2 separate regions of the Homo sapiens genome follow, and region 2 is linked to region 1. A link is a loop called in an ENCODE intact Hi-C map of the cell type or tissue named here. Cell type or tissue: IMR-90. All regions are shown on one strand. Links, peaks and the distances in the headings refer to the core of each region. The heading gives the core; the rest is flanking DNA.

What was found. Peaks named below come from ENCODE experiments on the same cell type or tissue, not always from the same donor. Only the 100,000 strongest peaks of a DNase experiment are listed, where the experiment ranks them.
Region 2: a loop joins it to region 1, with 6 times the contacts of the local background. A loop is called at or near these places in 2 of 110 quality-filtered maps.

Annotation. Positions count from the first base shown.
Region 1 is chr7:34,162,895-34,169,846 of GRCh38, forward strand. No RefSeq gene overlaps it. Among named protein-coding and RNA genes, the nearest start is that of BMPER, 260 kb to the left of the region's middle. In IMR-90, for the core only: a CTCF peak has its summit at 3,230 (motif pointing left); a DNase peak (open chromatin) is centred at 3,227.
Region 2 is chr7:33,746,806-33,753,757 of GRCh38, forward strand. No RefSeq gene overlaps it. Among named protein-coding and RNA genes, the nearest start is that of FLJ20712, 24 kb to the left of the region's middle. RefSeq lists an enhancer at 4,155-5,354. In IMR-90, for the core only: no CTCF peak of the experiment used is centred there; a DNase peak (open chromatin) is centred at 3,576.

The DNA.
Region 1 (6,952 bases), core at 1,038-6,037:
TTTTATCCCTTGCACAAAGGATGACATTGCAGATTTCCACATACAATGCAGGCGACTCTGATGCTTTTACAGGTGAATTTTCCAAATGGGGATAGCAAATGTGCCAGGGACAGCATCCCTGAAGCACATGAGGATATATAACTGCTCAGTAATTGCAGTTTTCATTTGAGTAAATTAAATAGCGATGAAAACAAAAGCCATGTCCTATTTCTGCAGTGTCTCAGAAATCTAGGCTCAGGCTGGTGGCAGAGGTTGGAGGCTGTCAGAGAGCTAAGAGGCCTCCTGGGGACATGGCACTTGGCCTCCTTGCCTCCCCCAATTGCCTCCCATTTCACTTTTCTTTTCTCCTCCCCTAAAACCTCAGGGGGGATCTTAACAAAGGGAAAAGACTCCCAACAGACCATGTTTCTCTGCAGGGGTGGCCATGCTGACTTTCGACAAGCCTTCATTCTAATGTGGCTGCTCATCTGCTCTGAGGACATCACATCTACTGGAGCTAGAAACAAATGAAAATAGCGTGGAAAAGCTGCCATCACAAGACAGGTCATCACAAGACTGCTGTTTGCTCTTTCCACTGTTCATTGCATCCTCTTCAGGGTCAAGAAGAAGTCACCTGCCAAGGGAACAGTAGGAGATGGAGATGCATTGTATTGGTGGAGCTGTGAAGGTGGAGGTGCCTGGTACACCTTGACACAGTGACCTTGGAAGACAAGTAGCCTGGTCTCTTTTGCATATTGTGTTCTGAGTTCCAGATTCAAGTACTTCCAACTGCTTCCTTGTCATCTCCACTTGGTGATGGAATGAGCAGTCCAAACTTTCATATACTCAATGATAAACTCTTGACACTGTTTGGGTTTTAAGTTTATTTTTGGAAGGGGACCCAGGGAACAATAGTGAGGGACTAGGAAGAGTAAAATGGAAAGAGGAAAATCCATTCCAAGGAACTATGGTAGAGCTGGTTACTGCTGTGGATACCTGGGGGCTTAGTTCCAATGGGTGTTCTTTTAAAAGATACACACGTTGAGCCTCAGAATTATCCACCTGCTCTAAACCCTCATTGGTCAAAAACTGCCCCTGAGGTGTTAACTTCCTTGGTCTTCCAGGCTTACACAGGGACCTGAATGGCTGAGTGAGCTTCTGGAAGAGTCCCATGGAAAGGCTAAGAAACTCTGGGGCAAAAGGCAAGAAATGCAAGGTGCAGCTGAGGCCACGGTGCTGCCAGGCTTCACCCACTGCAGCTTGTTGCCACAGCAACTGCTGGAACAAAAAGGTGGGTGGTGAGGATGTGAGAGGGTGCAATACCTGGGAGTCATCCTTGACTCTGCACTTTCTCTTTACCACTCATCAGTAACTTCTATTGACTCTGCTGATAGGTCTCCCACTTCATCCTTGTTTCCCTTCTCTTTCCCCCACTACACATCCATGCATATGCACATGCAGCAGCTAGACTAAACCTTTAAAAACTCATGTTTTTTCTCCTCTCAAACCCCAATGGCCACTCATCTCACTCAGAATAAAATCTAAAATCCTGTCCAGGATCTAGAAAACTTGCATGTTTTGGACCTTTGCTCCCTTTTTGCTATGGTTTCAATGTCTTTGCCTCCTCCAAGATTCATGTTGAAACTTAATCCCCAAGACAACAGTATTAAGTGATGTGGCCTTTAGGAAGTGATTCGGCCATAAGGGCTCCAACCTCATGAATGTATTTGTGCCCCATGAAAGGGCATTGAGGGGGTGAGTTTGCCCCTTCTGTCTCTTTTCGCATGTGAGGACATAGCATTCATGCTTCCAGAGGATGCAGTGTTCAAGGTACCATCCTGGAGGCAGAGACTGGGTCCTCAGCAAACATCGAACTGCTGATGCCTTGATCTTGGACTTTCCAGCCTCCAGAGCTGTGAGAAGTAAATATTTGTTATTTATAAATTACCCAGGCTCAGCTCTGTTATAGTAACACAAGCAGAGTTTCTGATCTCATCTTATGCTTCTTTTCCTCTCTCTCTCTCTTCTCCAGCAACTCTGGCCTCTTTGCTGTCTTCAGATTGCCAGGCATATTTCAAGATCTTTGCATTTGCTATTCCCTCTTCCCAGAATGTGATTCCTTCAGATAGTCATATGGTTCAGCCCCTCATCTCATTCAAGTCTCTGCCAGATCTCACCTCATCTAGAAGTTCTTTTCCGATCATCGTATCTAAAATAGTACATTTTCATCCATCCATCCATTTCCTTTCCCTTATTTCTCTTCCTATCTAAAATATTATAGATGTATTCGTTTGCTTTTGTCCTCTTTTCTCTCATCTGAATGTTAGTTTGCGACAGCGGGGGTTTTGTTTACTGACATATCTCCAGCGCCTAGAATAGTGCTTAGCATACAGGGCAAGACTCTACTCAACAAGAATCTGCCAGAGGGCAGGGTCACACATCAATCTAATCAGATACTCTTTTGTGAATACACAGAGAAGATGTCAGTGGAAGAGCAGATGGTCCCAGAGCTTGGCGTGTATCCTGAAGGATTCTGTGCTCTTGATCTTGTCCTCCATTCTTCACATTTTGCAGTGCAGGGGCCAAGATGTCAGCATGGCTAAGAAGATGGCAGTCATGGCCACCTCAAGTCCAGGTATCCCCAGCTAAAGCCCAAACACCACCTAGGGGGACCTGAGAATATGTGCCTCTTTCTCTTTACTCCAAGACTGACTAATAGAGCCATGGTGTCTATGAAAGCATTTTGGAGAGCTCCAGTGACTAGGCTTCTCTTGGCACAAATATGCAATTTCTCCTGGGGAGACAGCACATGTGCTTTTCTGTAACTGGAGTACATTTCAATCTAATAGAGAACAGGAATATAATCCAGTACTAATTTTAGATGCCGGATTCTTGTACAGAGCCACACTTTCAGGAAGGGAAAGAGGAAAGGCAAGTAGGTGTATTGGCATTGGGTTGGGGAAGCAATTACAGAGGAATTTTAGGACCTGCTTAAAAACACTAACACTTTCTGAACCAAGGTAGTGGTCTGCCCTAGGGATGGGAAAATATGGTCTATGGGCCAAATCTGGCTGACTGCCTTTTTTTTTTTAAAGAAAAAATAATAATATTTTATAGGAACACAGCCATGCTCATTTCTTACAAATTGTCTAGGACTGCTTTTGTACTGCAAGGACAGAGGTGAGTAGTTGTTATGGACATAGTATGGCCTTACATGTTTACTATCTGGACCTTTACAGAAAGAGAGTTTACTGACCCCTGGTGGAAAAAGCCATGTACTGGGAAACTGATTGATCTGGATTTTGATTCTGCTATGTAATCTGGTATGAGCACCTGGTCTACTCTCAGCCTCAGCTTTTTAACCTTTAATATGGTGCATAATTTGGGTTAATTTACATAAATCCATGCTCATTTAAAAGTTTCTAGCTTAAAGAAAAGACTCAATACAAACTGGCTAAACAACAATAACAGACAAAATAAATGGACATGCCTTGGGAATTTACTGTGTACTCTGTCAATTGCACAGAGTTATTGTGACAATAAAATGAAATCACAACTGGGAAAATCCTGAAACCCTGAAATTCTCTCCCAGTGACCACTGAAGCGAAAGCCCAAACTAGACCTCTGCCGTATGCACGCAGCTGTACTTGGGCATCAGGGGAGAGGCAATGGTTCCACAGGTGGCCCTTCCCTGACTTGGGAAATTCAAGTAGAGTTTAGAACTGCCCTTACCATACCTTCCATACTTGAAAGGAAGGCTAGGGAGAGATTTGTTAAAGAATACAAAGTTACAGTTAGACAGAAGCCCTGGTGTTCCATACCACTATAGGATGACTCTAGCTAATATTAACATATTATGTAGTTTCAAATAGCTAGAAGGAGGATATTGACTATTCCCAACACAAACAAATGACAAATGTTTGAGATGATAGTTAATTACCATAATATCATTACTATACATTACATGTATCAAAACACCATTATGCACCCCATGAATGTGTACAATCATTATGTGTCAATTTTTAAAAATCATAAAAAAGATAATAAAATCAGAAAAAAAAGTTAAAAAAAGAGGGAGTTTTTAGATTATTCCAAATCATAGAGGTAACATGGAGGAAAATAAAAATAAGTGGGTTAGGGGCTGTGGGGGGCATCTGAAGCCCATTTGTCTTCCTGGTGCAAGTGTCCTCAGGGACTGGCCTCTTAAGATGTGTTTGCTGTTATTGTTCAGCTACGCCCGTCCTTTTTCTATATCTAAGACTTCAAGGATTCCTCATTTTATTTTGTTTTTTTGTTCTGCTTTTCCTGCTGAAAGCATCCCTGCCTACTCTTGGTGGTATCAGCGAGGTTCCTGCAGCCAGGGCCAAGAACATGGGATTCAGAGAAAACTGCCTTTATACTCCAGGATGTCTGTTAACATTGAGTGTGACCTTGAACAAGTTGCTTAATCTTTTTGAACCCCTGTTTCATTGACTATAAAATGAAGACAATTCATCCTCATTAAATCGTTGTGAGAATTTTAATGAGATTGGATATTTTCCCCCACCACTCCCTTCTCCGCCCTTTATAAAAATAGATGGACCACTTACAAATTAGATGTTTTAAAGTCTGAGGCAGCCTCTCTTGTCATTTCCAAGAGATGAAACTTGGCAGGCTAAGTGCCTGATTTTTAAAACTACTTTGCTAATATATATATATATATATTATATATATATATATATATAATATATATAAAATATATATATATATAATACACACACACACACACACACACACACACACACACACACACACACACTATGGGGGAGTTTGTCACTCACTTCTTTTAAAACAAGCTCCCACAGGTCTAAGAATGTTTAAAACAGAAATGTATTTAAATGCAGACACAGATCACAGAAGGACAAATCCTCGTGGACAGTCAGGTGAAAGACTATTTAATCAAAGAGCATATAGTCTGGAATCCCTAGATGTCCTGGGTTTTCTCTCCCTTCCACTTTTGGGACAAAGACCTGTGCCAGGAGAATCACAGGGAAACCAAAATTCCCTACCTGAGTAAATTTAAAATTCCAGATACAGAAATGCATCATTTTTTGTTTGCCAAATATCATTTTTACCTCAAAGACTGTGGCCATAGGGCTATGATCTGAAACCTCTGATAGGGCATGGTCGTTCTTTGGGTCATAATATGTACATCACCCATTTGGGGGTCCCTTGTCCCTTACTAGCAAGCAAATTGAGGGTTAGAGAGGTGGAGTGCACTGCTCAAATATATGCAGCTATAATAATCCCATAATCCCCATGTGTCGTGGGAGGGACCCAGTGGGAGGTAAGTGAATCATGGGGGCGGGTTTCTCCCACGCTGTTCTTGTGATAGTGAATAAGTCTCAGCAGAGCTGATGGTTTTATAAAGGCGAGTTCCCCTGCACACGCTCTCTTCCCTGCCGCCATGTAAAACGTGACTTTGCTCCTCCTTTGCCTTCCACCAAGATTGTGAGGCCTCTCCAGCCATGTGGAACTGTGAGTCCATTAAATCTTTTTTTCGGTATAAATTACCCAGTCTCGGGTATGTCTTTAGTAGCAGCATGAGAACTGACTAATACAACAGAGTAAAACAACTTCTTTATAGTCACATAAACTCCCTTCCCCTACATCCTTAACCCCTGGAAACCACTGATGCACTTTCCATTTCTTTAGTTTTATCATTTAAGAATATTATATAAATGACACAGACTATTCATATTAACATTTTAACAGTTCAAGCAAAGTATAGAAACCTGGCCCTCATTTAAGTCCCTTTGCTTTCCCCCATTTATAATTATCTTAAATATTTTTTCGGCACACTTGGAGAAACACATTAGACGATATTATAATTTTCCTTTCAACTATCAAGCACAATTTCCTTCTCCAAGTGAAGGAAATTCTATGATACTTAGTTACATTTAGTCTTTCCATTGGTTTTTCTTCCTTCCTGATGTTCTAAGATTCCTTTTTTTCTGCCATTCTAAGACAAATTTTCTTAGTGTTGTTTTCATCTGAAAATGTCTTGATTTCTTCTTAATTCCTGAAGGATTTTTTCCACCTGGAAATAGAATTTAGGGTTGATAGATTTTTGTGTGCATTTTTGTTTGTTTGCTTGCTTTTTCATCATTTGAAAAATGTGCCACTCCCTCCAGGTCTCCATGGTTTCTGATGTGAAATATGTTGTCATCCAAATTGCTTTCCCATGTAGGGATTATGTCACTTCTTACTTTCTGCTCTGCAGAATGTTCCTTGGTCTTTTATTTTCAGAAGCTTGGCTAGAATATGTCTTTGTGTAGATTTACTTGGACTATGCCGCTTGAGATTCGCACAACTTCTTAAATCTGGGTCTATATAATTTGCCTTGGGAAATTTTAGTCATTATTTTTCTGCACCTTTTTTGGCCCCACTCTTTCTCCTCTCCTTCCAGGACAATGATGCTGTGAAAGTTAAATATTTTGTTATAATGTCACAGGTCCCTGAAGCCATGTTCATGGTTTCCTCAGTCTATTTTTTTCTGTTTTTCAGATTGGGTCATTTTCATTGTTCTATCTTAAAGGTTATTGATTTTTTTCTTATGTTCTGTTCATCTGCTATTGATTCCACCTTTTGGTTCTTGTTAAATTTTGTTATTGTATTTTGCAGTTATAAAATTTCCATTTAAGTTTTCTTTATATCTTCTTTTTTTTTAATTATACTTTAAGTTTTAGGGTACATGTGCACATTGTGCAGGTTAGTTACATATGTACACATGTGCCATGCTGGTGCGCTGCACCCACTAACTTGTCATCTAGCATTAGGTATATCTCCCAGTGCTATCCCTCCCCCCGCCCCCCACCCCACAACAGTCCCCAGAGCGTGATATTCCCCTTCCTGTGTCCATGTGATCTCATTGTTCAATTCCCACCTATGAGTGAGAATATGCGGTGTTTGGTTTTTTGTTCTTGCGATAGTT
Region 2 (6,952 bases), core at 941-5,940, 420 kb before region 1:
TGGCAAAGATTACAGAGACTAATTCCAAAGAGGAATAATGCCTCATACCTGTGAGGGTGTGTAGAAACTGGCACTTCTGATATTTCTAAATTGATACAACCTTCTTGCATAGCAGTTTGGCTGTGTAAAAACACATCAAGACAAGTATGGCCTTGAGGAAGACTCTTTCTAGAAAATTCACTGAAGGAAATAATCATGGGTGTGTCCAAAGATGTACTTACAAAGATGTTCATCATTGCATTTTTTCTAATGTCTAAAAATGAGAAAATAGGGGATTGAAGAAATTGTAGTTTACCTATGAAGTAGGATAGACACTAAAAATCATGTTGAAGAAAACAATGTAAAAATAAACCATGTTGGATGATTTTTTACTGACATGGGAATCCATTTATAACTAAACAGATGAGACAAGCATATTACTATGCAATATAATTTTATTTTTTTAAAAAAATGCACACAAGTGTACACACACACATCCTAGAATTATATACATTAAAATGTACATAGTGGTTTTCTTCATAAGGTGATATTTTGAGTAATATACGATACACAGTTTTTCATTTTCTCTGTTTCTTTTTCCTTGCGTTTATCTTCTAAATTTTTGACACTAAGAAATAAAAATCCATTTTTATTTTTTCTTTATGATTATTTATTTTTAACCAACAAAAATTGTACACAGACAGTCCTCAATTTACGATGGTTCAACTTACGATTTTTGACTTTATGATGGTGGGAACATAAGGTGAAGTCGGTAAAAACAGTGTTTTGGGTACCATTCTGTTTTTCACCTTCAGTACAGTATTTAATAAATTACTTGAGATATTCAACACTTTCTTATAAAAAGGTCTTTGTGTGAGATGATTTTGCCAAACTCTAGGCTAATGTAAGTGCTCCGAGCACGTTTAAGGCAGGCTAGGCTAAGCTATGGTAAAATTCCATTTTTAAAGTGAGGGATAGGGGCTAATCATTTTTATACCATTCAGAGTCCTTCAAAATGACGATAGAGAACAGAGGAGCAAATTCTCTATACTATGCCATCCTCCCTGGGCAAGGGACATGAACCACGCTCTCCCCAGAAGCATGTCTCACATTGATGCAATGCCATCGCCTCTGTAATAGTTTGGGGTGGAATTATCCATTTCGGTTATTATACCTAATAGAAATCACAATGGTAAGAAAGTGGTTCGCTTACCATAGAAATCACTTTCAAGCAACTAACCCATCCACCATCCTCTCTGTTCTGGGACTATGTCATCTTTTCCTCTTCTATCCAACTTCAGCAGCTTCCTCCCATGGTCACATCCTGATCCTTGTCAGTTCCGGGAACTTCTCCATAGAAAACAAACATCCCACTCTTGAACTTAGCCTCTTCTCCTCTCCAGCCGTCTATTCAACACCCCTTCCATCTTCAATTGCTCTTAGAATTAATTGGGACCTTTGACCAGCTCCCCATATATACATTTTCTCATTATCCATCACCTGCCTCCTGTCTTTATTGTTCAGTTCAGATTTCATAAAACTAATCTTTTACATATTAAATTCCTATGCATCTCTGTCCTTCCAAAATGGAATTAGCAAGACTCCAACCCTGGATCAATCCATCCTCTACCTTCTCCTGGCGTCTGAAAATCGCCGGAGGAAATCTGCACAACTGTGTCAATTTTTAACATCATAAATTCTGAAATAACAATGCTAACTGGGATCCCGATGGAGTACAGCAAACTTACTTCATTTTTCCAGAGAGCTCACTCTTCCCTCCTTCACCAAGATGCCTCCATTCCCTGTACTCTCTCTAAAAGTTGGTTCCACTGGAACCCTCCCTCAGTTTCAGCCTCATAGTGGAGCTGCCAGATGGAGCCTGTTGCTGAGCCCAGGCTCTCACTTGCCCCTACGCTCATCCGCCACTTCTTGCTCCTAACCACACTGGAGGAACTGTGCTCAGATCCCTCTCTGCTGCCTTCTTGGGGCCTCCTTCAGGTAGGAAGGCCCTCTCCTCCTTCATCTTAGCTTCTCCCCTTTATTACGTCCCTTTCAGGATTCAAACACACCCTCAAGTCTTAAAAATAAACAAGAACAACAGATCAGCAAACAAACCCAGCATCAAAATCTATTCGAGAGCCCAGTGTCCCAGGCCCTTATCCTGGAACTGGCTGAGCTCCAGGACAGGAATCCAACTGATGAAAGCCTCACTCTAGGGGATCCAGAGCAGCTGGAGGAATGCGTCCCATGGCCTCGCTGCACCGGGCAGCCACTGCGGCCGTGTTGCCTGGTGGCCATCTTTGGGAAGGGGACACCCCCTCAGCAGGATGCTGCAAAGGGAGAGTTCTGAAGGCAGAATCTATAAAAAGATTCTGTCCATATAAGCTTAGTGAGTGCTTCTCAAAGTGTAGCCCATGGGCCACCTACATCAGAGTCTCCTGGGGACATCTGGCAAAAACTTTTTTGGATTCCTGGACCCCATTCTATTGAGTCACAATCTCTGGGGAGTGTCTGTAAAACCTGCATTAAAAATTTCAACTTTTGGCCGAGCGTGGTGGCTCACGCCTGTAATCCCAGCACTTTGGGAGGTCGAGGCAGGTGGATCACGAGGTCAGGAGATTGAGACCATCCTGGCCAACATGGTGAAACCCCGTCTCTACTAAAAATACAAAAAATTAGCTGGGCATGGTGGCGGGTGCCTGTAGTCACAGCTACTCGGGAGGCTGAGGCAGGAGAATGGCGTGAACCCAGGAGGCGGAGCTTGCAGTGAGCCGAGATTGAGCCTCTGCACTCTAGCCTGGGCAACAAAGCAAGACTCTGTCTCAAAAAAAAAAAAAAGCAAATAAATAAATAAATAAAAATGTTTTTTTCAACTTTTATTTTTGACTCAGGGGGTACATGTGCAGGCTTGTTACACGGGTATATTGCATGATGCTGAGGTTTGGGGTATGAATGATTCCATCACTCAAGTAGTGAGCATTGTACCTAATAGGAAGTTTTCCAGCCCACATTCCCCTTCCTCCCTCCCGCTTCTAGTAGTCTCGACTTTCTATTGTTCCCATCTTTATGTTCATGTGTCCTCAATGCTTAGTTCCCACTTATAAGTGAAAACATGTGGTATTTGGTTTTCTGTTCCTGTATTCATTTGCTTAGGATCATAATCTCCAGCTGCATTCATGTTGCTGCAAAGGACCTGATTTCATTCTTGTTTATGGTTGTGTAGTATTCCATGGTGTATATGTACTATATTTCCTTTATCTAATCCATCTTTGATGGGCACCTAGATGGATTCCATGACTTCACTATTGTGAATAGTGCTGTGATGAACATATGAGTGTGTGTGTCCTTTTGGTAGAAAAGTTTATTTTCTTTTGGGTTTATACCCAGTAATGGGATTGATGGGTCAAATGGTAGTTCTGTTTTAAGCTCTTTGAGAAAACTACAAACTACCTTCCACAGTAGCTGGCCTAACTTACATTCCCACCAGCAGTGTTTAAGTGTTCCCTTTTCTTTGCAACCTCCCCAGCCTCTGCTATTTTTTGACTTTTTAATAATAGCCATGCTGACTGGGGTGAGATAGAATCTCATTGTGGTTTTGATTTGCATTTCTGTTATGACTAGTGACAATGAGCATTTTTAAAAATATGTTTCTTGGCCACTTGTATATCTTCTTTTGAGAAGCAGCTGTTCATGTCCTTTGCCCATCTTTTTTTTTTTTTTTTTTTTTTTTTTCTGAGACGGAGTCTTGCTCTGTAGCTCAGGCTGGAGTGCAGAGGTGTGATCTCAGCTAACTGCAACCTCTGCCTCCCAGGTTCAAGCGATTCTATTGCTCCGCCTCCCATGTAGCTGGGATTACAGGTGTGCACAACCATGCCTGGCTACTTTTTGTATTTTTAGTAGAGATGGAGTTTCACTGGATGTTGACCAGGCTGGTCTCGAACTCCTGACCTCAAGTGATCTGCCCACCTTGGCCTCCCAAAATGTTGGGATTACAGGTGTGAGCTACCGCTCCCAGCCTTGCCTGTCTTTTAATGAGGTCATTTGTTTTTTGCTTGCTGATTGAAGTTCCTTACACATTCTGGATAGTAGTCCTTTATTGGATGCATAGTCTGCAAATATTTTCTCTCATTGTGCAGGTTGTCTGTTTACTTTGTTGCTATTTTCTTTTGTTGTGCAGAGCCCTTTAGTATAATTAGGTCCCACTGTTGTTTTTTTGTTTTTCTTACAATTGCTTTTGGGGACTTAGCCATAAGTTCTTTGCCAAGGCTGATGTTGAGTAGGTGAAATCTGCATTATTAACAGTTCCCTAAATTACTCTTATGTGTACAAAGCAGCCTAGACCCTGAGAGATGATTAAATGATCTTCAGAAATTCCATTCTCCTCAGAATAACATTCTGTTCTTTTCTGGAAGACAATAAAAAAGTGGAGAAGCTCAGCCTTACCTACTTCTCTCCCTGAGAACTACTAGGGGAGACCTGGGCACGTATCTTCGAAATGCACGGGCCCCCCTTGCTCTTTGATATCTGATGTTCTGGGAGAACACGTATAGGTTCTGACAATGTTTAAAACCTCCTAGTAGGGGCACAACAGTCTCTGATAACACACACATGCACACACACACACACACACACACACACATGGATTCTAAACATGCAAAAAATTCCTGTAAGGCCTGGTAGATATGATGTCAGAAAGAAAAACAATTGCAATATCTTTTGTGTACTATGTCACAGAACTGCAGCCAGGGAAGGGGTTAACATGTTATTCTCTGCAGGTAAGTTTCCTCTCTCTCTCTCTCTTTCTCAATCCATTCTTTAAAGGGCTGGGTAAATCATTGGTGGAGCTGGGCGGGATAGCAGGCAGAGGGAGGGTGTTCAGGCTGCATTTTAGGGGAAGCTGCAAGGACAATTGGGGCAGGAGGGTCCACAGAGTTACCCAAGGGGAAGAAGGACATTGATCCAGCTGCCTCTGTCTGTGGGGTAGCTTCTCACCATGTTCCCTTCTCTATCAGCTTTTGTCTTCTCTGGACACTAAAAAAACAAACCCAAATATGGTCAAATAGAAGAAAAGGAAGGCAAAGAAAAGGAGGAGGAGGAAAAGGAAAATGAAAGAGAAAAGAAAGAAGAAATTCTTTTAAAAGAAAAAGAAGCTAGAAAGTTACAAGGTGAATAAAATTAAAACACTGCCAGAAAAAAAATGTAAGAAAAACAAAGTATTAGTTGAAAATAAAATTTAAAATGTTTGTAAGATAAGGTACATGTGATAAAATGAATGATATTTAAAATAAAAGATAAGAGGCTTGAAGTTAATAAGATAAAAGTTTAAAAGCATAAGCATAGAGGAGGTAAAATATTAAGATAAAATGCTCATAGATGAAAAGCTGAAAATGTAAATCTACAGTTACACGCCATATTACGATGTTTTATTAAACCACAGGACCACATAGATGATGGTGGGCCCATAAGATTATAATACAGTATTTTTACTCTATCTTTTCTGTGTTTAGATATCTTATACACAAATACTGCTGTGTTACAGTTGCCTACGGTATTCAGTACAGGACCATGCTGTACAGGTCTGTAGTCTAGGAGCACTAGGCCATACCACATAGCCTCGGTGTGTAGGAGGCCCTACCATCTAGGTTGTGTAATGCACTCTGTGATGGTCACAACAACGAAATCACCTAAGGACACATATCTCCAAATATATCCCCATCATTAAGCAATGCGTGACTGTAGATGGGATTAGCAATTAAGTTCAGGAATTCAGGACTAAAAATACTAGGATAAAGATATTAAAACTCTAAGATTTCAAGTGTCATTTAGAGTTGGGTGCTTCAGGAAAATAACAGGTTTCCTGCTGACTCCTGTAGATTTTCTGGTGGCTTCTGTGAAGGCTGAATCCTGGAACCACCCCACTGCCCTACAGCCATGGTGGCAATAGACGCTTTCCTGCTTGCAAGTCTTCCTTCCTTCCTTCCTTCCCTCCCTCCCTTCCTCCTTCCCTCTTTCTTTCTTTTCTTTCTTTCTTTTCTTTTCCTTCCTTCCTTCCTTCCTTCCTTCCTTCCTTCCTTCCTTCCTTCCTTTCTTTCTTTCTCTTTCTTTCTTTCTTTCTTTCTTTCTTTCTTTCTTTCTTTCTTTCTTTCTTTCTTTCTTTCTTTTCTTCTTTCTTCTTTCTTTTTTTTTTTTTCTAGTTAAAGTCTTGCTCTGTTGCCCAGGCTAGAGTCCAGTGGCTCAATCTCGGCTAACTGCAACCTCCACCTGCCGGGTTCAAGCAATGCTCCTGCCTCAGCCTCCCTAGTAGCTGGGATTACAGGCATGTGCCACCACGCCCAGCTAATTTTTGTTTTTTTTTTTTTTTTTTAGTAGAGATGGGGTTTCACCGTGTTGGCCAGGCTGGTCTCGAACTCCTAATCTCCAGTGATCTACCTGCCTTGGCCTCCCAAAGTGCTGGGATTCCAGGTGTAAGCCACTGTGCCTGACCAAGTTTCTTTCTTACCCGTGCCTCCATCACTGGTGTTTGGTTTGGATTAAGAATGTAAGGTTGAGACCCAGAAAAATGACTGAATAAAGCCTATCTCTTTAGCCTATTATCTGCCCCCGTGTGCCTGGGAGTTGAGCCACATCAAGCCACCTGTCAGGACACAGACCTCCCTCCTGCCTCTTTGCCCACTGGGTTCCAATCCGTTTGCTTGGAATGCCATTCCTCCCTTCTTTTGCCTGGCTGGGTTTTACCTACCTGATAAACCTTAGCTCGAGAATCATTTCCCTGGGAAGCCTTTTCTGAGTCTCACCACTGTGCTTTCCCACCCCTAGTTTAGTTTATTTTTCAGCCACATTGCAGAATAATTGTTGATTTGCTTGTCTGCCTTCTCCACAGTACCAAAGATCGGGGACCACTGTATACTAATGGAAAAACAGCAACAGCAATAAAGCACGATCTATCCATTTTCTCATCACATCTTCAATAACC